Linked DNA regions of Homo sapiens: all the other regions are linked to region 2. The links are chromatin contacts, found by Hi-C or POLR2A ChIA-PET in ENCODE. All regions are on one chromosome and are shown on one strand. Each heading gives the region's core, a stretch centred on a gene start or an enhancer-like site at or near the end of the contact. The rest is flanking DNA. Distances are from core to core; before and after follow the strand shown. Region 1 holds the start of RPAP1 (RNA polymerase II associated protein 1). Region 2 holds the start of INO80 (INO80 complex ATPase subunit). Region 3 holds the start of ITPKA (inositol-trisphosphate 3-kinase A).

Region 1 (2,700 bases), core at 45-2,544, 430 kb after region 2:
ACAATTCACTCCTATAAGAGTCTACATAAGCAGAAACAATTCCTACTTATCCATGGATTCATGTGATCCAAAAGCAAAGTCCAGCTCACTTCATAGGGTGCGCCATACCTACATCACAAAGAGAGCCAGGGGGTTATGGGCACCAGTTTTGGAATCAATAGGCCAGAAGTCAAATACCAGTTCCGCTACTTACTAAATGCACTAAATGTGCGAAATTAGGCAAATTATCAATGCTGTCCTTTTTTTTTTTTTTTTTTTTTTTTTGAGACAGATTCTCCCTCTTGTTGCCCAGGCTGGAGTGCAATAGCACGATCTCGGCACACTGCAACCTCCGCCTCCTGGGTTCAAGTGATTCTCCTGCCTCAGGCTCCCGAGTAGCTGGGATTACAGGCGCCTGCCACCACGCCCGGCTAATTTTTTGTATTTTTTTAGTACAGACGGGGTTTCACCATGTTGGCCAGACTGGTCTCGAACTCCTGATCTCAGGTGACCCGCCCGCCTCGGCCTCCCAAAGTGCTGGGATTACAGGCGTGAGCCACCGTGCGCGGCCTCTATGCTGTCTTAAGTCCCATTTCCACAACTGTAAAATGTGAGTAACAGGTCCTATATAATAGGAAATGTGTGAGGATTTAAATGACTATACACGCAAAACGCCTAGCCCAGTGCCTGTTACTTATATAAATAAACCTCAGTAACAATTATTTTAGTCCTAAGTAAAGCCACCAGTGTGTTTCCCCACAAATCCAGCGCAGATTTGTCCAGAACCAATCAGTGCTAGAAGTGATAACATTTTCAGTTATTAATAGAATAAGAATGGGTTGGCCGGGCGCGGTGGCTCACGCCTGTAATCCTAAAGAGTAATGCCTAAAGAGTAACTCGTAAAAAAAAGTAGTCCTAACAATGGACCTCTGGGTTTATGTTGGCCTCTGAGGAGTCTCTGGGGCTCTTACATTGCAGCCTATCCTCCAGAGCCAGGATCCAATCCCGAGTCGGGACGCGTGACTGCCCTTACCGCTCAGGTCAAGGGCTCCAGTTAAGCCTCCTGGACCACCCAACTCTACAATGAGGAATCATCGAGTCGCAGCTTTCGCCGCCCGTTGAAGGGCCGTGCCCGAGATCTATGCACAGAGGAGGCCACAGTTGCTCCCTTACAGACCAAAGGCCCGCAGGCAGGTTCCAGCAAAGAAACTGGACACGCTACCCTGGGTCCTCCTCCCAGATCACCTGAAATCCGTCCCTCCAGCCCCGCCACCTACGTGCTCCAGGCCTGTCTGGGCGCCGCCATCTTGCCCCGCAGAGATCGCGTTTCCGCCGCCGCCAGATTCCAGCTTCCGCCCCGCAGCCCAGCCCCGCCTCTCCCGGTCTTATCTCGGAGCATTCTGGGCTTTGCTTGTTCAGTGCAGCGGACTGGTGAGCGCGGTGCTGCGCGGCTGGCGGTTTATTACCCCCACGTAAGCTCTATACCATCACCCAGAACACACATCCTTTTTTTTTTTTTTTTTTTTTGAGACAGAGTCTTGCTCTGTCGCACAGGCTGGAGTGCTGTGGCGCAATCTCGGCTCACTGCAACCTCCGCCTCCCGGGCTCAAGCGATTCTTGTGCCTCAGCCTCCCGAGTAGCTGGGATTACAGGTGCCCGCCACCACGTCTGGCTAATTTTTGTATTTTTAGTAGAGACGGGGTTTCACCATGTTGGCCAAGCTGGTCTCGAACTCCCGACCTTAGGTAATCCGCCCGCCTCGGCCCCCCAAAGTGCTGTGATTACAGGATGTGCCACCGCGCCTGGCCCACACATGCTTCTGATGTACAGCAGGCACAGCCCCTTCTGCACTTACGACACCCCTGGCAGGGACACAGCGTTCCTCAGACGTCCCTCTGCACTCACCAGCCAGTGTTACCACATCCCACATCCCAGCACCCACGCCCACGGCAGCACACAGAAACGTGGACACACACACACACCCCAACGTGACGAATGTGTTTATGGAAGAGCTAGAAGGTAACCATGAAAAAGGCCCAAGGAAAGAACACTGCCAGTGTGCACTGCAGAAATAGTGGTGGTGAGAAGAGAGGGAATAAAGCTTCCTTGCTAGCAAGGTTATCATCTTCTCCAGAATCTTGCCTTTGTTCATCCCACTCTCCCTTCTTGGAAATCCTCCCTCTTTTCCCTGCCACCCCTGTCTCCAAAGGATAACTCTTTAAGGCCTAGCTGGCGTCAACTCTAAAACCTCTGCCAGCCACGCCTACTCACCAAACTTTCCTTGGATTCACCTGGAATCTCACCGCCTGCACCAGTTGTGTGGTATGCTAAGAACACACTGCCAACTACCAACTGTCACCGGTTACCTTTTCACAGGCTTATGTCCTGTTCCCTTGAATAGACTGTCAGTTCCTTGTGGGCACCAGACCTTGTACTTTGCATCTAAATACTGAGCACCCAACGTGTTGCCATGCACATAGTAGGACCTTAAGTAAATCATTTCTAGACCAAAGGACATCATGGGGCAGCCAATGTTAGTCCAGTGGCTTTCCAACTTTAACAGGCACCAGAATCAACTGGAAGTCTTGTTAAACCAGATTGCTGGGGCCAGGCACAGTGGCACATGCCTATAATCCCAGTACTTTGGGAGGCTGAAGCTGGCAGATCACCTAAGGTCAGGAGTTCGAGACCAGCCTGACCAACATGGTGAAACCCCATCTC
Region 2 (2,700 bases), core at 138-2,637:
CTGCTAAATGGCTTCTAGAGATTCTCTTTTAGGGTGATGAATTAAATAGTGGTTGATGGCTACAGAATTTAATAAATATAGTTTCAGAAAATTACTTAATTATACGCTTTAGAAAGCGGAATTTTTTGGTATTTGAATCATATTTCAATAAAGCTATTATTTAATTTAAGTTGCCACTGAAAAGCCACAATAATTTTGTTGTGGAGGAAATAATGAAAGTCACTGACTGGAAAAGTAACCTGTGACGTTAGCCAGGTCAACCTCCAAATTCCTTCCCCCATTTCTAACAAGTACATCAAACTAGAGACAGTGTGTGAATCAAAGAATTCCAGGCACAGTTGGCTGTTAACTAGAATAGTAAGTGGCTGCCTAGGTTCTGTCATTCCTAAACTGTAGGGGGCTTCTAGCCTCGGAGATTACGGAAGTAGTACTTTCCATTAGCGAGCTCAAGAAGGAATGTCAAAATAGGATGACACTTTCCTAGTCGCTATGTAAAAACCTAAAAAACCAGAAGAGGTGTCATCTAGACACTCCCAAGTCTATGCAGGTGTCAGCCTGCCCCCACCCAACACCAGCCAGCAGCGTGCACCATTCAACCGTATCTCAACTTGCCCCTTACAAAATGACACACTAACAAGCCCTTAGATCTCATTTGTTTAAAATGACAGATACACAACCTTCACGGGGTTCCCACTCAAGGCCTTCCAGCCTCCGCCCTGCCCCTGCCCACCCCCAAACCTACACACGTGTTAGCCCGACACCGCCCCACCGGGTCCCACGTGCACCTGGTCTAACACACTCCCCACGTGTGGGCGCCCCACGGGCTTCCTCAGGTGGCTGAGGTCACCGCATGACCCCGGGTCTCCAGAGATATGAAACGGGAAGGACAAGGCCCTAGTCCCTGAGGTCCCAACCCTGCGGGGAGTGTCCACACCCATCCTCCATACTAACCCCAACAAATCCAAGGGCCGGGGGCGACGGCCCCTTTAAGACGCGGCCCAGTTGTCGCCCGCAGAGAGGGGCGCAACAAGACCTACACAACCCCCACTCCGTTCGCCCGCCCACGTCTAGTTGCCTCACCTCGGGCCGCCTGGCCCCGCCGCCGCGACGGCGGCGGAGGGGGGGCGGGGTGCGGGCGGGGTCCGGAGGGGGGGGTCGCCCCGCCGACGGTGGAGCCGCGGTTCGCTCTCTGAGGCCGTGGGACGGTGACTGCGTTGGGCGTGGACGCTCCTAGCTCGCTCCCTCCGCGGCTCCTGGGACCCCAAGATGGCGGCGGCGCTGAGGCGGCTGCGGGCGCTGGGCCGGCGGCGGCGGCGGCCACTTTCACTCACTGAGAGGAGCGGAGCAGGGACACGGGGAGCCATGGCGGGGGGGAGGAGAGGCGCCATAGCCAGGCCAGAACAATCGAGCCGCTACACGGGTGGCTTACCCCCACCCCGCCCACACTCACTGCTCGTCGCCTGCCCGTGGCCACCCGTAGTGCCGCTGCCGTCGGCCTCGCGCAGCTCGCACCCCGCCGCTGCCACCTGACGCCCCGTGCGAACCGGGGTTCGAGGGGAGACCCTGATCCATGCCATCTGAGTACAGATTAGTCGGGACTGGGACTGGCGAAGATTGCCGAAAGGCGGCGGGGAGGAGGAGGAGGATGTCATCGCTACAGTGAGCAAGCAGATCTCGCAGGAGAAAATGTCGCGAGAGCTTTCCAGGCCCGCAACCGCCGATGCAAGGTTACTTTTCCCGGAAGTAACGTCAATCGAAACCGCCCGGGATCCTGGGATATTTGTTCCCGCAGGCTAGAGGTGGGAAGGTGCAGCCAAGTTGATAAGATCTCTTTAGGGGAAGGAGAGGCTCGCAGCTGGTATTTTGTTACTAGTTTCTGACCCCTTTGGATGGGGTTGTAGATTGTCGGGGAAGTGCCTGGTGTGTAGTTCGACTACTATACAGTAATTAGTTTGGGGCTCCCATTTAGACTCTGGGAGCAAGAACGCTATAGGTTGGGTAGGACAGCATAGTTAGATAAGATGTCTACGTGAAGGTTGTGGGATACAAGGACTTGGGAACACGCAGACCTGTTATCGGAAATGCCAGCCTGTTCTCACATCCACACAGTGTGCCTCTGAAAAGCGAATAATTGCTTTTACCTGTGCCAATTCTACAATTTGAGTCCACTGCCACCCACATTTACTAAACTTGGGGTCTCGCTATGTTGCCCAGTCTACTGGGCTGGTTCCCAGTCTCCTGGCCTGAAGTGATCCTCCTGCCTGGAAGGATCACCTCAGGCCAAACGTCTCAGAGCAGTCCATTAGACTGGTCAACATAGCGAGACCCCGTCTCTACAAAAAAGACAACATAATAAATGTAATCGACCCAACTACCAGGATGTGTGGTGAGAATTGCCTAGGGTAAGGCCTAGGTGTAGATAAGAATTAGAACTTACTGAAAGTTAAATATGCTGTTAATTCAGTTCCTTTGGGTCTCATTCTTTAATCCATTTTAACCTGGCCCTTAGCATTTAACTAAAAAGTACTTTATTAAGGTCATCAAGTAGCCTTCTTGTGCTGAGTTAACTGACCTTTAAAAAGTTAAATTTGTGTCAGGGTGCAGTGCCACACGCCTGTAATCCCAGCACTTTGGGAGGTCAGGTGGTCGAATCACCTGAGGTCAGGAGCTCGAGACCAGCCTGACCAATATGGTGAAACC
Region 3 (2,700 bases), core at 126-2,625, 380 kb after region 2:
CTCGAACTCCTGGGATCAAGCAATCTGCCCGCCTTGCCCTCCCAAAGTGCTGGGGTTACAAGCCTGAGCCACTATGCTTTGCCGAAGATTCCCGTCTTCCCACTGAACCTTCTTCTTTCCTTCTCCTGGGCCATTCCTGAGCCCTGGCTGAGGGGAGAGAAGGGAAGGAAAGCCCCTCCTGCGGCCATCTCAGCATCCAAGGCAATCCTTCTGGGGCTGCTCTGTCTCCAGGGCCCCAGCCATCCCCAGACACTGAGTGCCTGAGGGGGGACCCTCACTCCTGTGGCACTATGGTAAGATAGGAAACAGTGGCTTCTCCTCAAAGCAGCCTCGCCGGTCGGTCAGCTGACTACCAACATGGGAAGTGGCCGAAGATCCACATGGAATGACACTGATAAGCACTTTGCAGTGTCTGAAACTCTTAAACATCAGTGCTGTCTTCCTAGTTTTACAGACACAACTCTGTGGGTTGGATGAGGTTTTTCTAAATGTACAAATGCAGAAATATACGGAGGGAGTAAAGGGACTGCCTACAAATCACATCTAGAGTGTGGTGTACCTGATTTCAAGTCTTTTATTTTATTCTCGCAGCAACGGGAGAATCCGCAGTCGAGGGAGGTGAAATGACTTGCTGAACGCCACACGGCGGACTCCAAGCCCCGAGCTCCTATAACAGAGGAGGAGGAAGGCGGGCTCAGCTCCTGCCACCCAGCAGCGGGGGAGATGCAGCCCGGGACTAGGCTGGGCCATGGGGACAGATCCAGGCCCCGCCCCCTGACCTTGTTCTCTGCCCGCCGGGAAGTGGGGAACTTGCGGGGAGCAGCCTCAGCTAGTCCCTGGGGCAGAGTCTCCACTTGGGTGCACGCCCTGGGGTGGGGCTTCTTCGGGAAGCCGGGGGCCTTCAACTCTGCTCAGGAGCTCGGGCCGGAGAAAGGCCCCGAGACTTGAAGCCCTTGCCCGGGAGGGATGAACACGCAAAGGAACCCGAGGAACGGGGTAGGGGACCAAGAGTAGGACCAGCTTCTCCTGCGCGGGGACAGGGCCTGTGGAGCGGCCTGGAGGAATCTCTCCCAGCCGCGAAGCCCGGGAAGGCTGCGAGGCCCCAGCGCGGAGCGGCCCCTCCCACCTCCCCGAGGGCAGGCGGAGCGAAGCCTCGGGGCCCGGGCCCAGGTTTTGTGCCTACGGAGGCTGGACTTCCCCGCCACCCCGAGGAGTCACCGAGAGCCTTCTCTCCCTCGCAGGGGCCCTGGGAGGCCCGCGCTTTCTCTGAAAGTGGAAGGAGTGGGCGGGGGGCGCGGCCGAGGCGGGGCGCGGGCGTGCAGCGGCGCAGGCTCCGCCCCGGGGCCGTCTCCAGCCGGGGGCGCCGAGCCGCTCCAGTCCCCGGCGCGCCGCGGGCTGGTGGGCTCAGCGGCGGCGCCGGCACTGGGAAATGACCCTGCCCGGGGGCCCAACGGGCATGGCGCGGCCGGGGGGCGCGAGGCCCTGCAGCCCGGGGCTGGAGCGGGCCCCGCGCCGGAGTGTCGGGGAGCTGCGCCTGCTCTTCGAGGCGCGCTGTGCGGCGGTCGCTGCGGCCGCCGCCGCGGGGGAGCCCCGGGCCCGCGGGGCCAAGCGGCGTGGGGGACAGGTCCCCAACGGGCTTCCGCGGGCTCCCCCGGCCCCGGTGATCCCTCAGCTGACCGTGACAGCCGAGGAGCCCGACGTGCCCCCGACCAGCCCTGGGCCGCCGGAGCGGGAGAGGGACTGCCTCCCGGCAGCGGGCTCTTCGCACCTGCAGCAGCCGCGCCGCCTTTCCACCTCGTCGGTCTCCTCCACTGGCTCCTCGTCGCTGCTCGAGGACTCGGAGGACGACCTGCTGAGCGACAGTGAGAGCCGGAGCCGCGGCAACGTGCAGCTGGAAGCGGGCGAGGACGTGGGTCAGGTACGGGCCGCGGGGGCGGGGCCAGCGCCGGGCGCGGGGGCTGCACGGGGGACCTGGCTGGGTGCTCCCGGAGGACCCGCTCCTGTCCATGCTCCCTCCAGCGGAAGGTCCTGTTCTCGCGGTTTAGGAGGAATCTGGGGGTCAGAGGGAGGCGCCTGGCCGACCTCTCGCCTGGGCAACTTTCACCTCGGCTCCGCCGGCGGGTCGTGGCGCTGGCCCTGGGGCGTCTAAGAAGCGGGGCGAGGAGCAGGCGACCCGCCGCGGGGACTGGGCGAAGCGGGGGTAGCGGACCTTGTTGGCTGTGGGTTAGGACAGGAGGGATCGGAGGGGCTGAGCCTTGCCGGGTGAACCCTCGGAAGGAGAGAGGCGAAGGAGAGTTTCCCTTACCCCCCGCCCCCTCTCCGGTGCCGCGGCCGCACCCCCGCCGTTGCCACGGTTTCCCTCTCCTGAGTGGGAGTGGAGCGGCGCTCCAGGCTCTGCTCGGGAGCCGCTGCCGTCTGCTCCCAGCGCCCGCACGAGGCGTGGACGCAGGGGAGGGAGGGGCGTGGGCCTGGGAGCTCTGGCTGGGAGCGGAACGCAGCCCACCCAGTGCGCGCCCTGCCTCCCATCTTCCCGGCTCGCCGCTCCTGAGCGCGGCAGAGAGGGGCGGTAAACTGAGGCTGCAAGGGGGCAGGATCACTCTGCTAGTCTCTGCCTCTGATAGCCTGGGTGTTCTGGGACCAGGTCTGACCCTCGGAAAACACAGCCCTGGGCACTGTTAAGTCATTCCTGACGCCCGCCAC

Evidence for each region. Hi-C counts contacts between places; a loop is a spot of excess contacts on that map. ChIA-PET counts read pairs that join two places held with the same protein, here RNA polymerase II (POLR2A). Pooled maps may share reads with other maps.
Region 1: a map of CD8-positive, alpha-beta T cell shows a loop between it and region 2 (15-fold over the local background). The contact joins the promoter of RPAP1 here to the promoter of INO80 in region 2. A Hi-C loop is called at or near these places in 3 of 168 maps with a recorded cell type or tissue (CD4-positive, alpha-beta T cell, CD8-positive, alpha-beta T cell and naive thymus-derived CD4-positive, alpha-beta T cell) and 10 of 50 pooled maps. POLR2A ChIA-PET finds 5 or more read pairs at or near these places in 3 of 52 experiments (CD4-positive, alpha-beta T cell, activated B cell and naive thymus-derived CD8-positive, alpha-beta T cell).
Region 3: a loop to region 2 is called in a pooled map, with 7 times the contacts of the local background. The contact joins the promoter of ITPKA here to the promoter of INO80 in region 2. A Hi-C loop is called at or near these places in 2 of 37 single-sample maps with no recorded cell type and 7 of 50 pooled maps. POLR2A ChIA-PET finds 5 or more read pairs at or near these places in 2 of 52 experiments (activated CD4-positive, alpha-beta T cell and activated naive CD4-positive, alpha-beta T cell).

Annotation. Positions count from the first base shown.
Region 1 is chr15:41,542,963-41,545,662 of GRCh38, forward strand. It overlaps RPAP1 (RNA polymerase II associated protein 1), which reads right to left and starts at 1,295. Exons shown (of 25, transcript NM_015540.4): 1 at 1,257-1,295. RefSeq lists a silencer at 1-55 and enhancers at 535-1,116, 1,050-1,439.
Region 2 is chr15:41,114,893-41,117,592 of GRCh38, forward strand. It overlaps INO80 (INO80 complex ATPase subunit), which reads right to left and starts at 1,388. Exons shown (of 36, transcript NM_017553.3): 1 at 1,081-1,388. RefSeq lists enhancers at 250-1,030, 656-705, 786-835, 886-965, 1,031-1,810 and 2 more and a silencer at 1,066-1,335.
Region 3 is chr15:41,492,499-41,495,198 of GRCh38, forward strand. It overlaps ITPKA (inositol-trisphosphate 3-kinase A), which reads left to right and starts at 1,376. Exons shown (of 7, transcript NM_002220.3): 1 at 1,376-1,918. The coding sequence starts at 1,430. RefSeq lists enhancers at 278-778, 779-1,279 and silencers at 1,016-1,635, 1,656-1,835, 1,946-1,995.